2 separate regions of the Mus musculus genome follow, and region 2 is linked to region 1. The links are chromatin loops, found by intact Hi-C in ENCODE. Cell type or tissue: heart. All regions are shown on one strand. Links, peaks and the distances in the headings refer to the core of each region. The heading gives the core; the rest is flanking DNA.

Region 1 (8,192 bases), core at 2,841-5,340:
AGCTCTGAAAGGCTTGGTCTTCATTGTGGCTTTAGCTAACTGCACAGTGAAGATGGTTATGGGGAAAGCAGGTGGGCTCTCCACTTCACTTTTGAATTACAGCGAGATGCCGAATGAGCCTCTGTGGACCTCCATCTCCTCATCTGTAAAATGAGTGCACAGAGCTGGTCTCTTCAATGTCTTCCAGTTTAGTACTGTATATTTGGGGCCATTTTCTGGCCAATTAGCTTTTCTCCCTGCTTAATTCCAATCTGTATCCTGAAACTAGTTTCCTAGAGGGTACTGGGCAAAGTAGGATCTTTCAAAGGAAGCAAGGATGTGGCATTTAATCCACAAAAGAAAGTAAAAGGCTGTGTTGCTTTAACATTGGTTAAATATTTCCTAGCAACTCAGTCTGAAGTACTAAGAGCAAATCACACAGCGAACAAAGGGTACTTGTCTTCTGTGGGCAGGAGGCACGGAATTAACAGATCAAACCAGGAAAGACCCTCTTATGGTTTTTAGAAAATAATTTTAAAATTGAAACAATAAAATATAGCATATATTCTGTATTTTTACTTATAATATATATAAATATATTATATATTTTCTAAGTAAAAATTGACCTTGGAAAAGATAGAATACCAAGGAAAAAACCTAATAATTCCATTCCATCATCTATAGACATCCACGTATTATTCCTTTTAAAAATGGAATGTATAGATATTATTAATAAATACCATAATACTGACTTATAGCCACTCCTGGACAATATTCAGGCACATTTCATGTCATGTCAAAATGATCTCCTAGTGTTATTTAGAAACACATACACTTAACATAGCCAGTATCATGTTTGTGACTAGTCAACATGTTTTCAATTGTCTTATCAGTGCTTCTGTGATGAACACCTCTGGATATGCTCGTATACACATCTGTCTACTTAGGGCTTTCTGACTAATTTCCAGAAACAGAAATCTGTAATTCCTGTTATAATAGATGAGTACTGCCTATAGCCATCAAGTGTGCTGTCTCAGTTTATATTTGCAATTACTAGCAATTTAGACCCGCTGTGTCCCTATGGCCACCAGACCAGGAATGAGTGTGCTGTTTAACCTTTCTCAGGCGACAGGTTAGACTCAGAGAGTGTGGGCGTTCTAATGAGCTTGCCTTGGCTCGGCACTCAGGGATGAACCTGTCTCCGCGCTCAGTGACCATCTGGGGCCCTCATCCTGTCAGCTGCTGTTTAGGAACTTTGTACATTTTCATCTCCGCTGTTAATATTTTCTTAAGAACACAACTGGGATGCAGGCTTGAGGCCAGGTCCAGACGCTTCCTGGGGGGCCACAGTACCTTAGGCCAAGGGATTACGGTTCCTTCCTCCTAGACAGCTAAAGCCAAGGGAGCTCTGATCACCCAGGGGACTCCTCTAGATTTCTCTGTAGGAAGTCAGTCTCTCTCTCTCTCTGTTTCTCTTTCTCTCTCTGAAAACTCAGGTTTGTTTTAAACATGGGAGGCTTTCTTTCTTTGTGGGAATATTGGGTTTTGAGTTCTCATCAGATACATTCAGTACTTCTTTGGACAAGAACAGGATCCCACAGGCAAGTCAAGGCTCAGGAGACCCCTGGATGCACACGAGAGTGGCTTTCACCCTCATCTAGACTGACAGCACTGTGCTTCCGTGACGGGAGGGCTCTGGAAGCACGGGTGTGAGCTGCAGCATGGGACGCTGTGCTCACAGAGGTATGGCCTGCCCATGGTTGGGAGGAATGACATTTGGGTCTGGAAGATCGAGTGACTGTGTGATTCAGGGCACCATGTGTCACGGTCCTCAGCTGCGACCTAAAGACATCATCTCCCTCAAATGGAGGGTGAGAGTGTGGGAGAAGCACGCACTTGCAGAGATTTAGCTGTGACCGTTTTTTTGCCTCTGTCTCGTTGATGGTAAGGCTGTGAGGTAAGGGGTGTGGGTCTCACCTCACACTGTCCCTTGCATTTAGGAAAGGCCCTGGCTACCTCCAAAAAATAACTCAAAAAAAAAAAAAAAAAAAAAAAAAACAAAAAACCAAAGCAGCAGACTGGAAATGAAGAAGAAAGGAAGCAAGATCAACAGGAAGGAGAGCAGCAAGGAAAGCCACACCCAGCAGGGGGAGAGGGTACAGATCAAAGGGCACAAAGGGAGAGATCCTACCTCAAAACAAAACAAAACAAACGAATAAACAACAACCAGGGACCCAAGAGACAATCCCTGCCCTCTGCCACTCTCCCCAGGGAGGACTGGAGTGTGCTGCACTGGTGGATGTGGGTCTCCTTGACTCACGGGCTAAACTCTGTCCAGGGATGCTCATGCACGACACAGAACAGTTCCAGAACAGACTCCAGGATGGCTCTAAAGATTTCTGATGCAGAATGACCAAAATAGGCCACATAATAGCGCTCACAAGTACATCCTGCCACCCCTTTGCTTAAAAGCTCAAAGTACAGCCAGCCAGATTCTGAAACTAGAGAAAATAAACCATTCCGCTTAGCCCGCCAACATCTCTCACTAATGGAATGAGCTAATCCTGGTGAATTCTTTATCTATTTTTTTTTTTTTTTTTTTTTTTTTTTTTTGTGGCATCGAGAACAGAGGATGATAAAGATAAGACTAGGGAGCTGTCCCATGGCAATGCTTGCTTAGGATGCTGACATGAACAGTTACATGTGATCCATACAGTATCCCTGCGAGGAAAACCTTCTTCTCAACTTGGAAGGAAGGAAGGAAGGAAGGAAGGAAACTGAGACAGACAAAAGCAGCTTAGAAACCATACATGGGTTTTCCTTAAGGACGTTTCACAATCCCTATTGTCTAAATCCTTTCATTCCTTTCCTTTCCTTTCCTTTCCTTCCATTTCCCTACCCCCCCTCTCTTATTTTTAGCCCTTGGATATTTTTTTTGATCTTCATATTTTTATATTTCTTGTGTTTGCACCATAAAAGTTTATGCTTCTTGCCATGTTATGTAGGTGCACTGAAATTTCTTATCCCCAATTTTATAGATCTAGGTTTCTTTTGACTTTGGCACAGAAAATCATTATTTGGTTTATAACTTAATCTGCTCCCAAGAAAGGGACAGAACCAACTCACCAACTGTCAAGGTCTTAACAACTTGGCTCTATGGGAACAAAATCACTTTTACTTAGCAAGCTCACTGTCCTGGGTCCTGGGCTTTGCAAGTTGCTCTTACTTTGGTCCTGACATGTTTGCCTTGAGAAACAGATTGCAGAGGACTGTAGGTGACTGTGTCAAACATATGCCTCTTGGCAAGTGCTTCCCAAGTGAGAGAAATGGACACATATATAGGAAACATCTGAACTGCAGAGGCACCTCCTCCATGAGTGGAAACTACAGATGTGCCACATACAGGACATGATGAGATCCTGCACTGCCAGGTTCCCTGGAGCTGCCCTGTTTCCTATGTCATTTTCCTCTCAGATCCTCCCAAGATCGGATGCAGTTGGAGCTTGATATTATAGAACCAGGCCCAGTAGCTGTGATTAGAAGGTGGGGGGTCTGTGATAAGAGATGACACAGTTCTCCACATGTGAACCCCTGGTACTCACCAGCAAGCTATAGAAGAACTCATGTACGAAGAGGCCCATGGCACAGATGAGTAGATACAGCAAATGATAGAGGAACTCCACATCCAGAACCATGGCCCGGTAGCCTCTGGTGAAGGTCCCACAGTTGCCCACAAAGCTCATCAGGAAGATGATTTTATTGCAGACCTGAGAACAGACGGTGGTGGGAAGAGTCAGATGGCAGAGACCATGCTCAACTAGGCGTGAGAACCTGAGAGGAGCCTTAGCACCGAGTGCCCACCAAGCTCTCTCAGAACTGTCCTGGGACTCCAAGTCATTCCAGTACTTTGCTTTTCAGGCATAATACAAATTACACAGTAGTCAAATCATTTCAAGTGCACCAGCAATCAAGCAGCACTTGTGTACGGCAAAAACAAAATTAACACATACTGAAATGATGGTTTTCGAAATGAACCATTTCTAACATTCTTGTATGAGTCAGTCAGATACAGAAGTCACCCGTCTCTGTGAACTCTGCGATCAGCATGCTTAAAGCTCGTTATCTAAGCTGGCTCCATTCCAGACACTACAGGGGCTGAGCTTAGTGAGAAGTGGACACGGCTCAACTTTCTTGGCTTCTGCAGTCACAAGTAAGATGAACATTTTCTTAAGAAACAAAAACAGGGTTTTGCCAGGATGAGCTCTTTGTCCTGTACTTCTTTCAGGGAACGATTTCTGACCTTCCCATGGGGGATCCACCCCTTTTCAAGAACCAGTTCCCGAGGTCGGGAAGGAGCTTCATCTGGCCAATCACAACATTATATTCTTCTGGATATAATAATTGTTCAAGGATTGTCATGTGACCAAATGAGCCAATAAAACCCAGGAGGCATTTTTTTCTCCCCTGGGATTATAGCAAAAGACAATTTTGTTTTTTTTCTACTTACCTTGAACCTGAAGGGAATATGAGTTTAGGGCTACTGTCCTCTTCTTACCCCACCGTGGGTCATAAAATCACAAACATTCAGTAGACACAGAGCCAAACTAAGGGACAAAAGAATTGGGCCCCGATGCCACTGCCTAAGCCCCCATATTCAGCTATACCTGAAGCCAGGTTCTTGCTTTCTATGTCAAAATGAACCAATGCATTTCCACTCTGCTTCATCTAGCGTGGGTTTCCTGACACCCACTATTGAAGGGTCCCTGACTTACCTACTAGATAATACATTTGTATGTGAACATATACCCCATGCCTGGAAATCCATCTCCATTAACAGGCTGACAGAAAAGCTAGAAAGAACACTCTGAATGCACTTGGGGAAACCATCTTCTGCTTCTCTAGTTCCCTTGGCACCAGGCACACAGACATCCTGCCAGCTAAGCTGCAGGCCAGTGTAAGCCAACTCCTTGACAATCAGATAAGGGAGGACACCAACACGGACAGAGAACCTCCAGCTTTCTCAAGCACCCTCAACATACAATCGGCCAGGTTTCCCCTGAGTTCTGACCCTGTGGGTGAGATTTCCTTACAGGGTAGCAGAGCATGACTGACTCTGGATGGAGGTTTAGAGAGAGGGGTTTGGAGAAACGAGAGATGATCATAGTCCAGTTGACACCACAGAACCTCCTACACACCCAAGTTCTAAAAATCTGAACAGGCCAACAGTCCACTTCAGCCTACTTGATCTCCTCTTTAACATTCACTGCCGCTCCAGCAAGTATCTCCTGTTTGTAGACTCAGTCTATTGCCCCTATTCCACACTGACTGTTTGACCAGCTTTTGATCTAGCTTCCTGCCCTACCTCTAAGGGATGCTGTCAGTATATACCATGTCTTATGTTCTGAGCACATCCATCTGGCTTCCTCTAGCAGGAGACTGGTGAGCCTGTCCTAACCCTAACCTCAGTGAGTCATCCTTTGGATAGCACCCTAGCCTCTTCCCCTAGCCTTCACCTGTTTGTTCAGCCACTCTTACTTATCCCATACACACCAAATAGTATATCTTGCTAAAACAAAACAAAACTCTAAGTGACTATTTATGATAGCTGTCCTGGCCTCCTCAGCTAATGTATTAAAAATAGCAATTGTCTAACTTGAGTCTTCCTTGAAAATGGTCTTTGTCAAAGATGTGTTGTCTGTGGAATGATCAAAGGACAGAACAAAAAGAAACAAATAGTCACACATTCTGAGGAACTAATTAATACCTTTTCTTTCCATCCATCTGTCCTGTCTGTCATCTGATTATCCTGTGTTCCCTCTGAAACAACTTCTCAGAGCACACAAAACCTATGCCACCGTCTCTAGAACTCTCTCTCTCTCTCTTTGCCATTGTGCCCATGCTTTGACAATTGTCAGAGCTAATAGTAATGGCATGTCGTGCCACCTCAGGCATTATAAGTGAACAATGTGAATGCATTGTTGCATCATTTCATTTTAGACGGAGGCCATAGTATTGCCCCAGCCACCCATGATTGGAAACTTAGTGTTAAATTTATATTTTTTACACTAGGGAGATGGCTCAGTTGTAAACATGCTTCCCATGTAAGCCTGAGTTTGATCACCAGAACCCATGTTAAAAAAAAAAAAAAATCCTTGTGTGGTGGTGTATGCTTGCTATCTCCATACAGGGGAGGCAGTGGGGAGGCAGTGACAGGGAAGCCTTGGTGCTTTTGAACCTAGCCAACTCAGCAAGCCTTAAGCCAGTGAGAGACCTGTCTCAAATAAGAAGGTGGATGGCTCCTGAGTAAAGACACTAAAGTTGACATTTGGCCTGCATACACACTGGCACAAACACAAGTACACACGTGAACCCCAGCCTCCAGACCCAGGTGGCTTGAATGAAAATAGCCCCCACACCCCAGGTTCGTGTGTTTCTATACTTGACCCCAGTTGGTAGACTAATTGGGAAAGATCAGGAAGTGTGACCTTGTTGGAAGAAGTTCGTCACATGGTGGTGGGCTGGGGGTGGGGAGAGGAGCTGAGGTTTCAAAAGACAAGAGCCATTCACAGTTTGCTCTCTCTGCCTCCTGCTTGTTCAAGATATGAACTCTCAGATATTCCTGCTGCCAAGCCTTTGGTTCCCCCATTAATTGACTTCAGCCCCCTGAAAGTCCAATTAAATGCTTTATAAATTGCCTTTGTCTTGGCATTTTGTCACAGCAACAGAAAGGCAACTAATACACAAAATAAATTTATTCCTTTCATTGTCCACCCAGTTAAGACAATACTTCTTTGCTTGAAGAAAAAGACCTCCTCATTGTTTGCTCTGCCTTTTTGCCTACCCCATGGTGTTCTTTCCTTCACCACTGAGACACCTGCAGCTTGTTTCTTATGTCTACACTATGACTCAGCCTTACCACACCTGATCAAAAGCACTGGCAGAGCCCCAAGGGCCTCTCTGACTACAGTACCTCCCACCCCAGTCTACATAACATGGATGAATGAATTTTCTAGGATGTCTTTGAAAAGATAATCTTGGCTCAAAACACTGCAAGCATTTACCAAGGCGCATAGAGTACCCCCCGCATCAGTCTCACTGACTCGTCAGCAAAGCTACAGGCATGTGGGAAACATGGCCACGAAGGTTCCCTTTCTCAGAGTCTTGGGCTTATTCTTTAAGTCTTTATTGCAGTTACAACACTTTTAATGGATTTTTGCCATTGACCCTCTATTTTAATTCCTCACCCAACATTTACCACCATGGAATGATGTTCTGGAAACACATGTGAACCTGGAGGAAGACATTCAATGAACTTACCCCAGAGTTCAGTGTTCCAGGATTAGTCCCCTCCCTAACACGGCTCTCTGGTCTATTGCTCCACTTAGGCCTATGAAGCCTAAGACAAGCAAAATGCTTTCCTGAGTCTTGCACTTCCTGGCCTCACCTTTTCTATTCTTTCATGTACAGTTTCATAAGGTGTGGTGGCAGATGCTTGTAATTTTATCACTCTGGAAGGCTGAGGCAGGAAGATCATGAATTGGAGGTCAGCATGGGCTACATAGTCAATGTAAGATCAGTTTGGGACACAGAGAGTTCAAGGCTGAGCTGGGCTCTACAGCAAGAATATTTCAAGAATCCAAACCAAACCGAAACCAAATCAACAAAACACAATTTCAAACCCGCTGCCTTTCTTTCTCTGTGCTTATCTGGCCAGAATCCCTGACGCTTTAGCGATCGGGATACCTGACACGATTCTGTATTGCCCGCACTTTTCTATGACACTTCCATTTTTGTACATTCACGTCAGCTTTCTTACATGATTAGAATAGAAACCAAAGCCAAAGGAAGGTATTCTGAGATTCCCAAGATGCAGGAGTCCCATGCCACCTATAGCCTTCCCTCAGCCATAACTATCTCCTAAGGACCCTGGACATCCCTTCAACTATAGTGACAGCACTCCACTGACATCTAAATAGTCACCTGTCATTTTCTCCTTCCCTCACCACTTGCTCTGTCTGTTTGTGAACAGTCCCTCTAACCTCTCCCCTCTTTTCTATGTGAGCCCTTTGAGAACCAAGTGCTATGTTAATATTTGATCGTTTGATTTGCTGGCTAAAAACCTATGGTCTAAACAAACCTTTGGTCAGACTGACCAAACTAACTTGAACTTCGATGGCTGCTACTGTCCCTGTCTAGCTCTTGAGAGGGATACT
Region 2 (8,192 bases), core at 1,916-4,415, 130 kb before region 1:
TCTCAGTTAGAATTATCTGAAGTGGGCAGAGACACCCCCCCAACTAATACATTTGGGCCACATAAAAGGGCACAGACTAAGAGACCTTTTTTCCTTTTCGCCTGATTGACCTCAGTCTGGCTGGCAAGTTCACCTGTCTGTTGCTGGGTCATTCCTTCAATAGCATCATAGTCTACATGTTTTAGCATTTAATGTAGGCTGAAGAGCAGCTGAGACACGGAGCCTCGTAGACTAAACAACTACCAGATTTTTGCCTTTCGGTCACGATAACGCCATTGTCGAACTAACTGATCCACAGCCTGTAAGCTATTCTAATGAATCGCCTTTAACACATATAGATTTATTCTATCAGTTCTGTTTCTTTAGAGAACCCTGACTAATACAAAGAACGTCAATGTAAGGGAAACAAAGGAAAGGCTTTAATGAAATGAAATAAATAAAACCAACAACCTAGAACTGGAAGGAGCTAGAAAATTATTTCAAGATACATGAGATGCATAGGGAGTGACATTTTAGAGCAGTGATCCTCACCCTTCCTAATGCTATAGCCCTTTAATATATCGCCTCATGTTGTGGTGACCCCCCAGCCATAAAATTATTTTGTTGCTAGTTCATTACTGAAATTTTGCTACTGTTAATGAATCATAATGTAAATATCTGATATGTAGGATATCTGTTATGTGACTCTCATTGGGGTCACGACCCCCCAGGTTGAGAATCACCGTTTTAGTGTTACAGTGAGTACACTTATTTTTTTTTTTAGATTTTTAAAAATTATTTTTAATTGTGTGTATGTCTATGTGAGTTGTTATGTATGTGCAGGTGAGTGTGAAACCCTCAGAGGTCCAGAGGGGACCTGTAAATTACAGGTGGTTCCTGACTACAGTAAAGAGTCATTCGGAAGCTATACATTTAGCATCCAGTCTCACCACACTTTTCCTTCCCACTAAGCCACAGCTCCCGACCCCCAGAGGACATTTAGCAGTTCAGGCAGTATTGTTCTGTTACCACCTACTGGGCCCATATTTACAGACGAATTAACATAGCCACAGAAGGGTGAGTACTTTTTACCTCACTCTGCACCTGGCAGTGTCTCGGTAGTTGGGAACAGAGACCATTTAGGGTCAGACTGCTTTGAAGGCATTTTAGAAATGATCAGAAGGCAGATGAAGAGAAAGTGTACTTTCCTACAACTTTATCTCCCAAAGAAAGGCGGAGGCTGGTGGTGATCTGGAGGCTTTTGTTTCCTTCTGTTGTGTGTGTGTGTTATATGTACATATGTGTGCACAGAGATCAGAGGGGTCCTCCTCTGCCATTTTCTTTTCTTGTTATTTATTTGAGACCGAGTTTCTCATTGAACAGGGAGCTCATGGATTGAGTAGGCTGAGTGGCCAGCAAGCCCCTGGGGTTCCCCTCACTCTGTCTCCCCAACACTGGGAATCTGGCAGCACCCAGCTGCTGATGTGAGTTTGGGGGATTTGAGTTCAGATTCCTGTGTTTGTAAGCAAGCGCGTTACTGACAGAGCCATTTCCCCAGGCCCTGTTGTATTTCATTTGAGATAGGGTCTCACTATGCTTGACTGAAATTAAACCTACTACGTAACCCAGTCTGGCTTTGAACTCGGGATCCTCCTGCCTCGGCCAACTGATTGCTGGGATGACGGCTTTTGTTTACTAGCTGGCAATATTTAATTAAGGGTAGTTTAAGGAGTTTTTCTTTCTTTGTTTTATATTTATGTATTTATTCATCCACTCATTTTTATATTTTTATATTTTTTGAGACAGGGTTTCTCTCTATAGCACTGGCTGTCCTAGAAATTTTAAGGCATTTATTTCATTCCTTCATTTAGTTAAAAACACTTGTTGAACATTTTCTGGATACCAAACACACATTGGAAATGACATTTTCATGAGTGTGCTCTTGTGGTACCAGCAATTAAGTTAACTTACATGTTAACAACCACCTATGGAAGGACAATGACTTGAACCTGGTCTGTGAATGCTGCTCCCTCAGGACAACTGTTTAGCAAGTAATGACTAAAGTGATTATATATATATATACACACACACACACAAATAGAAATATTTTACCCAGAAAACAGTTTGTCCTTTTAGCTACTTGTTTCTTCAGTTATTAGCAGCAGAATTAGTTTTCTTGAGCAGTGGCTCTTTTGTTTACTTACTCATTGGCCTATTCTGTGCATGTAAGCACAGAGGCATAGGCGCTTGTGGGAATACATGACCCCGCCACAGCACAAGGGCGGTGCTGAGAACAACTAGCAGGAGTCAGTTTTCTCCTTCTGTCACGAGGTTCCAGGAAGTGAACTCAGGTCCACATGATTGGCAGCAAGCACCTTCACTGGCTGAGCCAACTCACTGACCCTGTAGCCTTTTCTCAAAGCCTCAGTTTTCTCTGTAAAGTAACAGTATCTGTCTCAGAGGGTCACCGAAGGATAAAGTTTAAATTATTCATTTAAAATACTTCAGCAGTGCCCGGCTTATAATGAACCAATTAAACTTTGTTGCTACTTTTTAAAAAAATAGTAGATGTTAATAACTGTTTGACATATCTGTATATATAGGGTCATAGATATAATTGAGATATTAGCATTGTAACCAAAATACATTGAAGGTAAAGTTGGCTTCTAAGATTAGATAGTTCTTTCTGCAAATTTATCAGTGGTTTTTTTTAGGATGAACAGCAAGGAAACAAGGTAGGAGGCCTGATCTTTTTTGCCCAGAAAAAGATAAAAATTGACATTTCCCAACACAATGCTGTTGTCCAGAATATTCTAGTAGTTTACTTACATTTTGGTCTTTTAGTAAACAAAACTTCAAGTTTCAGTTTTCAACTATATAAAATAAACAAATAGCTGATTTTGAGGACTATGAAATTATTGTTTCTAAGCCTCACGGTGGTGGTGCAGGCCTTAGATCCCAGCACTTAGGAGGCAGAGACAGACAGCTCTCTGCAAGTTTGAGGCCAGCCTGGTCTACAGAGTTCTAGAACAGCCAAGGCTACGTAGAAAAACCAAAACAACCAAAACAAAAGCAAAAACCCAAACAACAACGACAACCATGAACACAAAAAGTTTAAAAAGCTCTATATTCCTTAGAGTATTCAAAAAATTGTGTGAACTTTTTAGAACTGGTTTTTATAAATTCACTTACAAAGGCCTGTGCAGCTCCACAGGGGGGTTCGGAGATTAGTTTCTGTCAATGCAGTGCTAAAACTGCTGGGGAATGCGAATCTCCGCCCAGGTCTGGGCCTGCTAGTCCAGATCAGTAATCACAGTCTTCAGGAAGGAGTTCAAGGACTGTCTGAGCTTCCCGAGCCAGCCGCAGAAGCCATTTGACAGATAAGGTTAGTTGATTTGAGATGTCTGACCTGGTAGCCAGCTGTGCACGTGGACTTTGCCTGGATATATCTTCTAGTCGTTTGGCAGTCATAGATATTTATGATGAGACTAGCAAAAAAAAGAAAGAAAGAAAAAAAAAAGCACTAGCTACCAAGCCTGGTGACCTGGGTTTAATTTGTGTCTAATTAAACTCTGCATCTCAATGGCCTAATAAACAAGGCAACACTAGCCAGTGAACACTTGAGATGGACCACCGAGGACCATGCATCCCTACCATAAAAATGCAGTTATGCCATCCGTTGCTGTGAAGAGACACCATAACCAAGGCAATTCTTATAAAAGGCAACAGCATTTAACTGGGGCTGGCTTACAGGTTCAGAGGTTCAGTCCACTATCATCAAGGCAGGAAGCATGGCAGCATCAAGGCAGGCATGGCACTGGAGGAGCTGAGAGTTCTACATCTTGTTCTGAAGGCAAACAGAAGACTGCTGTCTTCCAGGCAGCTAGGGGGAAGGTCTTTAAGCCCGCCCTCACAGTGACATATTTCCTTCAACAAGGCCACACCTCCCAAAAGTGCCACTCCGTGGGTCAAGCATATTCCAACCACCACGTATATTATGACTTCATTATGGTGGTGATTCCACCTAGGCCCTTACCAGATGCTAGGGAAGCTCTCTAGCCCCCTGTGCTATATTGACAACCTTGTAAAGTTAACACTTGGTTCTATATGGGCCCCTTCTCTGGTAAAGAACTTTGTTTTCTCTTTCTCTAAGTATCTCATTCCTGGGGCCCTACTTTATGACCTCACCTACACCAATTCACCTCTCCAAACCCTTCTCCAAGTACCCCCCTCATTGGGGGCTAGCTCTTCAGAGTAGAATTGGAGGTAGGAAGGGTGCCATTCAACACATAGCCAGTGCTTTCTCATGCCTTGCACTGGAAATGCAAGTATGATCTCTATCTTCCTGTGGGAGACATACAATAAGTGAAGAAATGAGCAGAATCAGTTCATCCCCGAGTGGAATAGTGGGAGAAGTGAGCAAGGAAGGAAGATGGAGCCTAAGGAAATGAGTGCCATGGAGACCCCGAGGCCCTTCTGGTGGGGAAATGGTATGCTATGGTTGGAGGAAGATGAAGGAGCCAAGCTCATCAAGACAAGCCAGAGGAAGAACATTCCAGATGTAAAGGACAGCAAGAGCTAGATCCTGGGGTGGGATGTTCTCGGATCAGACACAGGACTGATGTGATTTGTCAGGACTGTAGGATGAGCAACACAAGAGGGAACTCTATGGTAGCCAAGGGCTTGATATCCATAGGGGTTTGTGTGTGTGTGTGTGTGTGTGTGTGTGTGTGTGTGAGAGAGAGAGAGAGAGAGAGAGAGAGAGAGAGAGAGAGAGAGAGAGAGAGAGAGAGAGAATGAATCTGTACAGAGGTCAGAAGACAGCTTGTGGCAGCTGGTTCTTTCCTTCCACCATGTGGGTTATAAGGATTGAACCCAGGTGACCAGGCTTGGTAGCTAGTGCTTTTAGCTAATGGCCCTGAAGAATATCCTGGTAATACAGCTTCCTCAACTCACTTTGCCAGTGGGAACACCCTGTTGATTTCAACACCCAGTTGAAATCCAGACACCTAACATCCTTTGGTGCCTTAGGATGGTTCATGTGGGAAAGCGCTGCCACCTAAAAGGGAGAAGAAAAACCTGGTTTACTCATTGCCCGAGGCAGGTTTTCCTTGTACGGGAAGGAGCAATTCTCAGACCCGACTCTACTCTGAATCCAGCTGGGGATTGGGTTGGGTTGCTGTTTTCTCCCAACTGAACCGTTCTCTCTGGGAGGAAGGAAGGAGACTCTGGAAGATAAAACACTGACAAGATTCGTAACTCTCCTCCCCAAGGCTATAAAAGCAATAAACATTATTATGGAGGGGAGATGTTTGGAGGAGCTGCCTGCAGGTTGGGCAGGGAGCCCCAAGGTGTACAGCTTTTGTGAATCTTCATCCATGCTAGTGTGAGCTATTTGGCGTTGCAGTCAGTTGCTTTTGAATCACCCATGTTCCTGTAAGTAACCCCAATGGCTCATTGACTTTCTAAGCTAGACTTGGATGGAATCATTTCTTTGATATGCTCTGGTACCCTGTCTGGGACAATATATATATATATATATATATATATATCTTTTTTTGTTGTTCATATCTACCCAGGAAAAATCACACCAGAGATAGAATTCAATGGTGTCATCAATTTAAAACCATGGCTCTGGGACTGGAAGACTAACCTTGTAGGGTCATGCGCAGGGCATCATATGCACCTACCCAATGAAATCCCACACTGCTTGTCTCCTTCTCTAACCAAGCCAATCCAACCCCAGCAGGCCTCCTCGCCCAACCTTGTCCTTTGAGACAGCCAGAAGAAGTCTTTGCAGATTATCTCTCATGTGATGCTAAAGGCATCCTTGACCAGTAGACTGTATCTACTTGGTGTTTGTCAAGTTCAGTGCTTACCCTGGACTCCTGAGTGTTTGGTCTCCCTGCCAAAGAAATTCTGAGTCTTCCTTTCTTCCACTTCTGTGTGTTGCAGGCAAAAGAGTCCCAGAAAACCTGTACAAACTCAATGCAAGTAGCCTTGTGTGCAATCAAAAGACTTGGACCTCAGTTCTGCAATTTCCTGGTGAGGTTTCATGACTCTAAAGGACTTGATACACTGTGTGGCTCCTCACCATTCAACTACGATAATATAGAAAGAACTGACGATGTCACCAATACTGAAAATACCACTTGAAATGTCTCTTTAGTAAAAGAAAAGGCATATTCCTTTCTATAAGGGCCTGATAAGGCAAGCATGCACTGAAGTGAAAGGAATTTAAACACGTGATAATTTCACAGGACAATGCTTGTATGGTCTCCATTTACCCAGCGAGTCAGGAATCGTGGGGAAACACAGAAATTCTCTCTTCTCTTAGAGCTGGACTGTTAAAGGCCAGATGCCAGTTCTCAGAAAAGCAGTGACTGTGTGCCCAGGGAGTATGTAGGTAGCCAGCGAATACAGCAAACATCTTAACTGTGGGAATATACTTGCTTCGGCTTTTAAATTCTTTTGTGCACTGGACCATGCTATAGATATATTTTCATACCAGTTTCTTATAACAGAGGGTAATTACATTAATGGCCAAATAAATGAAATTTTGTTTATTTTGTAGCTCAAAAGCAGGTCATATGGACAGACCAGTTATCATGTCAAAGTGATATCTATAGGCCATATATTTTACAGTATTTATTTAGGCTGTGTTTACTTTGAAACTTTTATTTTAATCTTAAATTAAAAAGGAGAGAGTCAGGTAAGCATCCAGGAGTCACAGAGGACCCCCCATGCTGTGTGTGCCCCTCAAAGTGTTCTTATGTGATCCTAAGAAGGAGGAACGTGGGTGAAGGAAGGAAAGTGCGTTTGCAGAGTGGAGCCCACACACTTTCTGGAACAGTTTGTTCTTGAGCTTTTGGCCCCACCCAGCTTTAGTCAGTCATTAGCTCTAAGTTCAAACAGGACCTTACATTGGGAGGGACCGTAAGGAGGAGACTGTACAGATGAACATAGCACCACGTGGCACATCCGGCTGGGAGGAGCAACTCTAACTACAGGACAGGTCAGGGCCTCTCTCTGACTCCTCTCCTTAGCTACTGCTCTTCTTTTCCTAGGTCTTCATGCATTCATTCAATCATTCCTTCATTCACTCACTCACTTGTTCATTCACTCATTCAACTTATTGCGTGTCAGGCATGCCCTAGTCACTAGTGACTCTCTATGGATGTTGTCATAGTTACTGTGCTTTTCAATAGTAAGGGAAATGGAGCAGCTAGTGACTTCTGTGTATACTGTTTGGATTTCTAGTTGAAGGGCAGCCTGGCTGCTCAGCATTCTGAGTTTCATTGCTTTTGGCCAAAAGCCATATCCCAGGGGGGCATCCATAGAAGGATTCCATGAGTCTAACTTTGACCCAGAACTACTGTAAAATGGCAAAGAGAAGATTCAGAATGCTTCTTCCCATGCTTATAACCCCAGCTCTAGGAGGGAGGCAGGAGGGTCAGAGGTTGAAGGTCATCTTCAGATAGACAGTGAATTTGAAGCTAGCCAGTCCTACCAGAAACCTTTTTTAAAAAATGGTTTTCTTTTTGTCTACCTCAAAATGATGACCCCTGACTGACTGTCTCTTAACAAGGTGTCATTATGGGATGTGGCTTTCAGGGATGGCAATGGATTGTTCTCATTGAGGCCTAGGTAAGCAAGGTGACGTGCTAGGGGTGCATGTTTTGAGAAAGCCTTGGGTCTCAGGGTTGTGTAAGTATTTTCACCCAGGTGGGTGCTTTCTTAAACCAGGGCCCTAATAAATAACAATAAATGTGTCATCCATTTTATTCTCTCTCCCACTCTGCCCTAAAGATGCCACAGTCAAGTTTGAAAATTAGCGTTTACCATATACTGTATGTTCTCAAAGGTTCCCCACAAATCCATTAAAGGCTGTACAGCTCTCTGTAAGAAAGGGCTCTCGTAAATTCAGCTGAAACTTACATATGCCATGCTATCAAAGTCTTTCTCCTTTTACCTTTTGGTTGATGATATTGTTGTTGTTAAGTGTTTTTGTTCTTTTGAGACAGCCTAACTTCATAGTCCAGGCTATCCAGGAAACCACTATGTAGCCTAGGCTGGACTTAAACTAATGGTAATCCTTCTGTTTCAGTCCCCTGAAGACTAGAATTAGGGATGTCTGTCGCCACACACACTGCTTTCTTTCTTTGGAAAGAAATGCTAGCCAGAAATGGTAGCTGAGACAGGAGAATTGCTGT

Evidence for each region. Peaks named below come from ENCODE experiments on the same cell type or tissue, not always from the same donor. Only the 100,000 strongest peaks of a DNase experiment are listed, where the experiment ranks them.
Region 2: it touches region 1 in a loop (1.9-fold over the local background); 1 of 42 quality-filtered maps calls a loop at or near these places.

Annotation. Positions count from the first base shown.
Region 1 is chr6:108,506,249-108,514,440 of GRCm38, reverse strand. It overlaps Itpr1 (inositol 1,4,5-trisphosphate receptor 1), which reads right to left. Exons shown (of 62, transcript NM_010585.5): 55 at 3,582-3,746. Among named protein-coding and RNA genes, the nearest start is that of Mir7661, 21 kb to the right of the region's middle. In heart, for the core only: no CTCF peak of the experiment used is centred there; a DNase peak (open chromatin) is centred at 4,220.
Region 2 is chr6:108,637,340-108,645,531 of GRCm38, reverse strand. The region is part of intron 1 of 0610040F04Rik (RIKEN cDNA 0610040F04 gene); the gene reads left to right. Among named protein-coding and RNA genes, the nearest start is that of Bhlhe40, 19 kb to the left of the region's middle. In heart, for the core only: no CTCF peak of the experiment used is centred there; no DNase peak of the experiment used is centred there.